2 separate regions of the Mus musculus genome follow, and region 1 is linked to region 2. Evidence: chromatin loops called from intact Hi-C (ENCODE). Cell type or tissue: left cerebral cortex. All regions are shown on one strand. Links, peaks and the distances in the headings refer to the core of each region. The heading gives the core; the rest is flanking DNA.

What was found. Hi-C counts contacts between places; a loop is a spot of excess contacts. Peaks named below come from ENCODE experiments on the same cell type or tissue, not always from the same donor. Only the 100,000 strongest peaks of a DNase experiment are listed, where the experiment ranks them.
Region 1: it touches region 2 in a loop (3-fold over the local background); 20 of 42 quality-filtered maps call a loop at or near these places.

Annotation. Positions count from the first base shown.
Region 1 is chr5:128,533,772-128,539,152 of GRCm38, reverse strand. No RefSeq gene overlaps it. Among named protein-coding and RNA genes, the nearest start is that of Gm38612, 34 kb to the left of the region's middle. In left cerebral cortex, for the core only: no CTCF peak of the experiment used is centred there; DNase peaks (open chromatin) are centred at 1,953 and 2,569.
Region 2 is chr5:128,663,119-128,668,499 of GRCm38, reverse strand. No RefSeq gene overlaps it. Among named protein-coding and RNA genes, the nearest start is that of Gm33931, 9.1 kb to the right of the region's middle. In left cerebral cortex, for the core only: a CTCF peak has its summit at 3,247 (motif pointing right); DNase peaks (open chromatin) are centred at 818 and 3,271.

The DNA of each region.
Region 1 (5,381 bases), core at 181-5,180, 130 kb after region 2:
TCTCCCACACTGGGTAGGCTCCGTGGATCTAGTCCTCAGGTCCCCCTGCCTCCAGTCTTGGCCAGGCATCTGGCCCACACTTGGCCAACTGGGCATTTTCTCCCATGGCTTCTGAAGTTAAGAGGCATTCACCAGGGAGACTGGAAGACCAGGCTTAAGTAGATGACTTCCGTGGCAGCAGATGAAGCCTTTCTCCTCCCCCCGCCACAGTGACCCTGAGAGCCTGGTTCTTTGTCCACCTCCAGCTTTGCCAGCTCACCGGAGCGCATGAGCGCATGAGCTATTTGATTAAATGAGACAAAGATGTTGCTAGAGATGCTAGCAAAAAATGTTCACCCATAGTGCAGGATGCTAGGGGCATTTGTGGTGACTCATCTTGATGGTATGTCAGGACAATGGAGAGCTGACTGGTGAATACTGGCCATCTCTATGTGAGTCCTGTTCAAATGTCCTCCTCTTGGTCTTCTGGAGAGCAAGAGAGAGAGACATAGAGGGTCAGGGAGACAGAGAGAGAGACACACACACCGAGAGATAGAAAAAAAACAAGACAGGGATAGAGAGAATGTGTATGCAAAGAGATAGAGACACAGAGAGAGACAGAGGCACAGACAAAGAGAGGGAGCTAGAGGCATAGAGATACAGAGAGATAGAAACATAAACATCAGAGAGAAAGAAACATAGACAGAGAAAATGTGTGTGTGTGTTTCTATGTTTCTGTGTATGTGCATATGTGTGTATGTTTATGTGTGTGCAAAAGACAGACAGGCAGAGATTGTGGCTGAATAGAAAGCATCCAAACAAAAGAAGAACCTCATACTCCCGTGAGCCATGTTAGTTTTGTGTATATTATTCTACATCTGTGTGTGTGCACAGTGTGTATATGCAGCAGGTGCAGGTGCTGGCACAGACTAGAAGAAGCCATTAGCTTCCCTGGAGCTGGAGAGAGGGTCCTGTATGTGCTGAGAACCAAGGTCTGTAAGAACAGCAAGTACTCTTATCCACTGAGCCAGTCTGCAGGCCCATGAAGCATTTTTTTTTTTTAAACCACAAATGCTACACCAATGTGAAATAATTTTATATGGAAACAAAGCCAATGGGAAAGAGATGCAAGATTAACTCAGGATGTAACTTACCAAAGCAAGAACAACCAAATCCCAGATCTGTCTGCTCTGAAGGGAAGCAATACCCCATGGTATCAAATAGAGGTGTGTAGCAAGTCGGGGAGGATACTATGCTGGCCACAGGCCTCGCAGGTCCTCCTGGGTCTGCTTAACTTACACTAGGTCTGAATGTTAAAACTGCCAAAGTCAAAAAGCCAAGGGAGATCAAGCCAATGTTTTAAATGTATTTTTTTATAGCTTTTTGAGAATTGCATGCATGAATACTGCATAGAATTTCTGCCCCTCTCTCTCCCACTTTCAAATCCTCCTATGTACCCCTCCTTCTCTCCCAATTTCATAACCCAATCTTTTATAATTATTATTGTTACATTATACATACATACACACACTGCCATATATGTATGTACATATAATACATATATATACACACATATACACACATATATGTGATACACACACGCGCGCGCGCGCACACACACACACACACACACACACACCAGTCACAGAGACCAGTTTTCCCCATAGTTCATAAGTTTAGGGCTGACCACGTGTAATCGGATAGCCTATCAGGGGGCTTGTCCCTGACGACTGATTCTTCCTCTCAGCAGCCATTGGTTGTTCATAGCTCTTCACTGGGAGGCGGGTCCTTGTGGAACTTCCCCTATCCGTGTGGGCACGGTGCAGTTGGCTCTGCTTTCTTCCAACAATCTGAGCTCTTGTCAGTTCACAGCTTTGTTGCTCCATGGTGACTCCCAGCAGGGGAGGTTGGCAGTACCTGCAGGTCTTTAGACAACTTGCTGGTCCTTGCATCTCTTGCTGCATCTGTGCTCCCTGTGGGAGCAAAGGCACGCACGCTCCAGGAAACATGGCTGTGTACCTGAGCGATGAGGAGCCACCGTGATCCACAGAGAGAAACTCCAACTGAATGCATGCCCTCTCTCTTCTCCTTCCGGCCCACTTTTTTCTCATGAGCGAGAGGATTGCAAACCACACACCCCGGATTCCAGCTCTCTTCTCAGCTTCTTCCACCATTCCTCCCAGCTCCCCCAATCTTCCCGTGCTAGGTTTCCCCTGCATCCCCTGGGGCCCTGTCCACAAGTACAGGTGGAGGGCAGCCTCTGCCGTCTCGGTGGCTGGGAAGAGCGCCATGCAGATGGATCCTAATTATAACCTGGAACCAAATTACTTTTAATGACTTCTCGTAGCTTCCCAGCCCAGTTCCAGCCCCCACCCACCAGCGAGGAAGGTTTAATGGCCCCGGGGATAGTTGGTAATCCTGAAAGTATTAAACTGCTTGGCCAGTGAGGAGGAGGGCACTTAAGACGCATCAACCGGGAGAAGCATGGAGGAGGGTACCGGATTCTCATGCTTAACCAGGGAGCCATTCTTAGAAGCAATGCTGTGAAAGGAAAGACAACGTTAGGCTGTCTGGCGGGGCGGTTTTCCAGAGTGAAATTAATTAGCTTGTGAAGTCTCTGTTCTGAGGCAGCAGCTTGACTTAGAAGGATCTCTGAGAAGGAACACACACACACACACACACACACACACACACACACACACACACACACGTCCCAGCAAAATGTGAGCCTAGGCTCCAAGAGCCTTTTTTTTTTTTGTCTCATTTCTTTAAATGGATGTTTGAGGCAAAATGATTTTTTTTTTCCCTCAAGGTTTGTTGCAACCAGTCTGACCTAAGGTTGCTGCCAGCCCCTAAGTCTTAAGAATTCCTTTATGTTTAGTCTCTTAGGACTGAGAACATAAAAGTATTGCTTTCTTCTCTATCTTTCTCCCCAACGCACCCCTCAGCCCCAGCTCTTGACCCCTGGCACCTGACCTCTGGCCCCTGGCCCTTAACCCCTGACTCCTGACTCCACATTTTCCTAAATCTCCTAATCTTGGATCTTTCTTGCTCAGCCAGTCACGTGTCAAAAGGCAGCTACTGCTGACTGAGGACCTAGTAAGCCTTAGACGGGATAGCTGGTGCCAAAGAGCCGATCACGATCCAGTCCGCCCCTCTGCCCTCTCAGAGCAATCTGTTTAGTTTAGAACCTGAAGTATTCATTTTCTCAAACTTCTCTAAAGCAGAGCTGGTCATGCGACCCGGTCCTAATCCATAAGATAGGAGCAAGCAGATTGAGTGGTGGGCTTCACCATCAGTGGCCCTTTTACAAGGGACAGGGGCTGCTCTTGCTACTCTGTTGACCTTGGGTCTTCACTGTCCTGAGCATGGATGTGTAGTGCCACAAGGACAAAGCCACTTGTACGTTCATGAGAGGAGTGGTCTAGTGTCCTATAGACAGTCCTGTCTATAGGATGTTGGTGACATTAGAGAAACCTACCTCCCAGAGTCTTGCTGTCCTAAGATTGCTTATGGTAGTAGGATCTCTGCATTTGCATCTGAACCTAACTTTGATAGTGAGAATAAATCACCCAGAAATCTACTTTCAGATGAGCAGCCACCATGTCTCTTGGACTATTTCACTAAGAATGTAGCAACATGTAGGCGAGCTGTACTGGCAAATGCTCTTGCTCTGAAATATGAGTGGCGTGGCTGCGTTCCAACCATCAGGCACCCTCAGGTATGACATCCCTGTCATAGGATTCCAACAGTGAGGGCTTGGTAGAATGAGGAGGGAGGTCTTCTACAGGGGCCTTCTGTACCCCATCTTAGAACCCTTCAGGCTGGTATCCATCCATTACGGTCTGTGGGAGAAGAAGGCACAAATGGTCCAGGTCCAGGGGCAGGAGATAGACTCTCTTTACTCAGTGAGAAGAAAAATCAGAGAAATGAGGTCTGCCCTCAGACCTTACAGCATTCAGAGTCCCTTTTAAGAAATTTATCCTTAGCACCCAGGCCTTCCTCAGCTTCCCACTGAGTAGATTAAGAGACATTCATTTGGCCTTTAGTAATGAATGTTTGACATTTACTCCCTCTGGTTACTACATGAGTGACTATTCAGACTGTGGTCTGACTTCTTGTCTATGGAGCTAGTCATCTTTGGAGCATCTTTATGCTGTTTCTCTTGTTCCTCTTTGGTTTTGACTTTCTCTCTTTGCCTGTGGAGGGGATGTTTTAAAGGCATCAGGAGTGTGGTCTTTAGAGCTCAGAGATCTCACTGGGTTCTTTGTTCTGGCTCTCTCCTTATGAGGGAAGTTGAAATTGTAATGAGTGTAAACCATCAAACACATGCAGACCTCTGCACCCTGCACAGGGCATGAGATCTACCATCATTGCTAGCCCATCACTGCCGCCACCGGTATCATCGTAGTCATTTCTGTAACCCCCATCAGTACGGTCAGCAGCATCAATGCCATCAGCATCACCATGATCACGATTGTCATCACAATCATCAGCATCATCACAACCATCTGCGGCATCACTGTCAGCACTCCTGACATCATTATCATAGTTGTCTATCACCATAACCTTTGCCATCACTGTCACCGTCATCATCACCAGCACTGCCATGATCATTATTGAAACCACTGTGAGAGTCATCACCATTATCGGTCTTTACTATTCACTATCTTGGCCATCACCACCACCATCATTATCACCGTCAACATGGCCCTCAGCATCACTAACCCCACCATCATCTCCATCACCATGACCACCGTCATCACAGATATCAGCATCACCATCAGCAGCATCAGCACCAACCATCAGCACATCTTCTCACTTCCCCCTTCTGAATCTTTGCTTTCCTTTATACACATCTGGTCTCCCTTTAAATAATCCTCAGCAATGGGGCTCCATTGAGAGTAACTAGTTAAGAGTCAGGACAAACAGACATGAGTTTGGGACCCAAACCTCTTTAGGAAGTCTGGAGAGTGTTCAGAAAATTCTATCACAACTGAAAGCACGGTAAGTGGGTGTGTGTGTGATCTGGGCTTCCTGGGAAGAAAGGAGGAGCATGAGGATGCTATCAAGGCTGGCAGAGAACCATGGGCACCAAGGCAAGGTTTTTATGTGGAGCTTGAAGACTGACTCTATACTTGGTTTCGTTGGGGCTCTGGGCATCATGTCTTGTAGGTCACCTTGACATTGGACGTAGCTTCGGCAGACTCTTAGTTACTTATCCAGGAGCAAATAGACCAAGGTGTCTCCAGGCACGTCTGCCAAGACAGATGGATCCCACCTTTTTACTTAGAATTGAAACCAGTGAAGAGCTCACACGTGAGATCTGCTTCGCCCAAGTGTGATGTGTTATGAGAGAGAGCGCCAGAACTTTTCAGCCAAGCCCAAGGGGCCTGTGGATG
Region 2 (5,381 bases), core at 268-5,267:
TACCAGGGAAGTCACCTTGGCAGGAGCCTGAGGCAGCTGGTCACATCCACAAGCAGGTAGCAGCGAGAGGTGAATCTTGGCACACACTTGTTCCTTTGAATTCAGTCTAGGGTCCCAGTCCTTGGGTTGGTGCTACGCATAAGGTGAGTCTTTCCGATCTAGAACCTTCTTACAGCTATATGCCGGGTGGTTGTTTCTTAGGTTATATGAGACCATATCAGGTTAACAGGCCCAAACAATTTTATTATATGTGCAAGCACAGCAGGCCCAAGCAAGAAGAACCCTGAGCTCCTTAAGGTACACACCATCTTGGCATGAATGTGGCTTGCAAAACTGAAACCTGATCTTTGGTGCCATCCAAGGTCTGAATTGATGGACGAAGAGATTGAGGACCCAATCGGTGGGCGCTATCTGTCAGCGTGGTGCGTTTCTCTTTAGTCTCCCGCGAACTTCCATGCCTCCCCAGAGGGATCAGGACATGTTTCTAGGATGAGGCAGCAGTCTAGGGACCTGGTAGCATCTATGCTCAGAGCCATGCCTCCAAAAACAAGCGGTGTGCATCCACTCTTACATCTCAGAAGGGAACGGGGCGCATCACGCTGAGCAGCCACTTCCACTTGTCGGCTAAATTCACTACTCTCCCCTACCGTATTGAGGGCACCAACGCCCTTCCTCTCCTGGAGGAAAGCTGAGCTTCCGGCTTCCGTGCCAGTACTTCCCCCGTGAATGTGCTGAACACCTTTCATTTCCTTTTACTCTTTGTAGCTGGCAGTTCCAGCTCTTAGATGCTCTCTGGGAAAAACACCAGGCACGGCATGGAGATCAGCAAGGAAATCGGGGTTCCCTCGGCTAAAATCCAAGGGTCGGGACTGTTGAGAAATATGTGTATTCCTCTCATTGCAGATCCTTGGAAACATTTTACAAGCTGAGTTAATGGATGGGGGAAATGTTTAATGCATAATAAAGTTGGGCCATATGTTTTTTTCCAAAGGGAGAGAGGACTGAACAGAGGGAGAGGGGGCAGGGTGGCTTCGCCACATTCCTTGTCATGTAGCCACAATCTAATTAATGACGAAAGCATCCCAGAACGTGGGGAAGACAGCTCAGCCCTGTCTCCCTGTTACCTCTTAGGGGGTACTAAAGGAAATCCCTACTCCCAAATATTTTCCAAATTAATGTGTCTAACAATCATCTCTGTCAACAAATGCTTTTTCCTTTTCCTGAGCTGAGTGTTGGCTCGTTTTCAAACGCAGAATTTGCAGTTTTGTCTGTGAAGGCTTGGGTGAGCGACCCCAGGCCGGGAGGTCCTTAACAATGCCACCCTGTGTTTCTTGAAGCCTGTTTCTTTTCTTTCCTTTTTCTTTTTCTTTTCTTTTCTTTTCTTTTCTTTTCTTTTCTTTTCTTTTCTTTTCTTTTCTTTTCTCTTCTCTTCTCTTCTCTTCTCTTCTCTTCTCTTCTCTTCTCTCCTCTCCTCTCCTCTCCTCTCCTCTCCTCTCCTCTCCTCTCCTCTTTTCTCTTTTCTTTTCTCTCTCTTTTCTTCCTTTCCTTCTTTCTTTCTTCTTTTTCTCTCCCCCCACCCCGTTTCCTTTTACTAGTGGCTTTAGAAGATGCAGCCTTGAACCTGGGACTGGAGGACCTTAGCCCTCGGAGGCCTTATATTCCCAGTAAGAACATGGATGGCTTCAGGTGACACTCAGAGGAGAGAGAATGGGTCTACTAGCTTCTGGGTGGCTGGAATTCCCACCCACGAAATCCGAATTACTTAATTAATTAGTTAGTTAATTAATTCTGCTTTATTCCTCACAAGTGAAGCAGGGATCAGCAGGCCAAGATGCACCATAGCCTACCTGCCCTCCAGTTATAAATAAGACTCTGATAACATCCCTTCCTTAGGGGTAAACAACCGTAAAGAACATCCTTCTTTCTCCCTCAAAGGATCCCAGGAAGATGCTTCTTTGTGCTCTGACTATTTATGCCTTTCTTCCACATCCACAGCCTGGGTGTCCCTCCAAGGACCAAACGAGTTGTTTCCGCCCTCCCCTCAAGCATCCTACCACCATGTGGAGCCTTTCGTTCATGTCCCCTCAAGCCAAGTCACCCTTCACCTGGGAGCCAGACACTAATTTTGCTACTGCTATGAATCCTAATGTAAATATCTGACACTTCCGATGGCCTTTGGTGACCCTTGTGAAGAGATCGTTTGACACCTCCAAGGGGGTCATGCTGTGAGGTTGAGAAACACTGCTCTAGAGTGATCAGGAAGAAACTGTCATCCCATACAGCCTCACTTTCCCCATGCACTATCTGCCTAATCCCCATAGTGAGCTTTCAGGATTGGAACTGGGGGGGGGGTGTCTCTCCCCATTCAAATGCTCAGAGGGAAAGAACTTGCCTGAGGACCCTTAGCTAGTGCTGAAAGTGTCCCCATTAATATTCAGAGCACTCCTTCATTCTTATTTATTTACGTCCACAGACTGTGTTCCTATTTATACTTCTAGTCCCAGAGCAGTTTGTATATTGGTTTAAGTGAAGGGCTCATCCCTCAACAAATGAAGCCATTTAAATTTTACATTTGCATTTGATATTAATGGCTCTTGCCCCATACACCAGGAAGCCATGCTCATCAAATGTATTCCTGTGATAGCGCTTGTGATCAAGACAAAACACCTTAAATAAATAAACTGTCTGGAGACTAGATATATATGGGTTGTGCAGTCGTTAAATGTTCTTTCCTATTACGGGTTATAGCCAGAACACGCATGAGTGCTCACATGTTCATATATACCACATGCTGTCTTGGTGTTCTATTGCTGTGAAGAGACACCATGACCACAGTGAAACCACATCAAAAAAACCCAAAGCATTTAATTTAGGGCTTGCTTCTAGTTTCAGAGGTTTAGTCCATTATTATTATGGTGGAGAGTATGGTGGCAGGTATGGCAGGCAAGAGCTACATTCTGATCTGCAGGCAGAGAGAGAGACTCTGGGCTTGGCATGGACCTTTGAAACCCCAGGGACACAGGTCAAGACTATATCACCTAATCCTTCTAATCCTTTCAAATAGCGCCACTCCCTGGTCATCAAGTATTCAAATAAATGAGCCTATGGTGTGTGTGTGGGGGGGCATTTTTATTAAAACCAGCACACATGCCTTCACATACATGTTTTAAAAAGATTTAAAATTTTCCTTTTATGAGTATGAGTGTTTTTCTATGTGTATGCTTGTGCACCACATGCATGCAGTGCTTGTGGAGGCCACAAGGGGGTACTGGATCCCTTGGAACTGGACTTTCAAGTGGTAGTGAGTGCCCATTGTAGGTAGACAGAACCAAACCTGGGCCTGTGCAAGGACAGCCCTGGCAAACACATTTATAGATGCATGCATAAAATAAATACACACCCATGCATGCATACACCACACACATTCATGCACACATACACTTGTTTGAATGTACACACACACCTATCCATATGCCTTTACCACATCAAAATTTACAATTCTGTATGGCAAAGGCTACCTTTCTCATTGCTTTGTTTACAATCTTATCTATTTTTAAACATCCCAAGAGCATCGCCTAAGATACAAGAAAAGGAATCATAAGACAAAGTATAGACGTTTATAGAATAAATGCCAATGGATTGGCTATTATAGGCACTTTGTCTTTGTAAAATGTGTATTATACTGTTGTATGTAGTCCAATATTCCGTAAGACAGAGACAGAAAATGACATCGAGAAAGCACTTTCCAATGAAAAACTATAACCCAAACTCCAGGTCCAGACACATGCCAATTTTTGGGTTTTTTTGTTTGTTTGTTTTTTTGTTTTGTTTTATTTTGTTTTGTTTTGTTTTTGAGATAGGATCTCTCTATGTAGTACTGGAAATCCTGAAACTTGTTATATAGACCAGGCTGGCCTTAAACCACAGAGATCCACCTGCCTCTACACCCCAAGTACAGGGATTAAATGTATGCAGCACCACATCCCATCCATTTCTTTCTTAAAATGATATTTTTATTCTTTGAAAAGTTCATACAATTACATAATGTGTATTGATCATATCCATCCCCCACTCCCCCACTCCCCATGGAGCCTTTACCCCAGTTCCCTCCGAATTTTAAAATGTCTTTTTTTTTAAAGTTGTTATTCATAACCCTGAGTCCTGTTAGTGCTCCCGTGTGCATGAATGTGTGTGCATTCATGGTACATAGGCAATATAACAGCAGCCAAGTCCCCAAAGGGACCTGCGCTCCTCCCATCAGCCACCATCAACTGTCAGTAGCTCCTCCCATAGGGGCGAGGACTCAAGAATCCCTCCCATTGGTCAAAAAGGAAAGTAAATTCCTGCCTTGCTTCTTGGCTTTTGTTTCCTCTCACAGTTCCGACCGCAGTTGGAAGCTTGCAATTTGCATTTTAGTTTATGGTTCCAGAGAGATGCAGTTCATCATGGAGGGGTCAGTGTGGCAGCAGAAGCAGAGGCTGACTGGTTACGTTTCGTCCACACATAGGAAGCAGAAAGAAAGATAATAGTAACATGTGTTAAGACTGTGCCCTTTCCCCAGCCTTGAGTGGGCTAAATCAGACCTTGTTTTGCCACAGTCGTCTAGCCCACCTAGGGTGGAGTCTTCCCACTTAGGTGAAGTCTATTTTTTCTGCCACCTCTACAGCTTCCTGCAAGAAGCCACTACCTGCCGAGCAGCTGAGCTTGTTTTCCTGATGAAATCCTGGCAAAGCAATGAGATCCTGGCAGGGATGGGTTTCCCCCGTTTAAATTCAGACTTAAGAATTAAACACTGGGCCTTGATCAGAAACTTTGTCTTGTGTCCAATCCGTCCCTTCCATCCCCAGCTTTCCTTTCAGGAACCCAGTTCTCTATGGCTGCTGGCGGCTACACATTTACCCTGGCCCAGGCACTTTTTATAGAGTGTATATGTATATGTATATGTATATGTATATGTATATGTATATGTATACTTATATGTATACAAACACACACATGCACACACACACACACACACACACACACACACACACACACACGGCTACATATATTTTGCATCTCTACAGAGAGACACCTGCATGACACAATCTATCTTCAGTTCATAACTTCCACAAGGAGATCAAGAGAGTATGACTCAGGGGCTGTAGAGATAGATGGCTTGGTGATTATATGATCTATATAGGAAGGTCAGTGTTTTTTGACCTTCCTAACGCTGCGACCCTTTAATGTGGTTCCTCATATTGTGGTGACCACCAACCGTAAAATTATTTCCATTACTACTTCATAATTATAAGCCCCCCCCCAAGGGTTCCTGACCCACAGATTGAGAACCACTGCTCTAAGGGCCCATAAGCACCGGCATTTAAATCCCAATACTCATG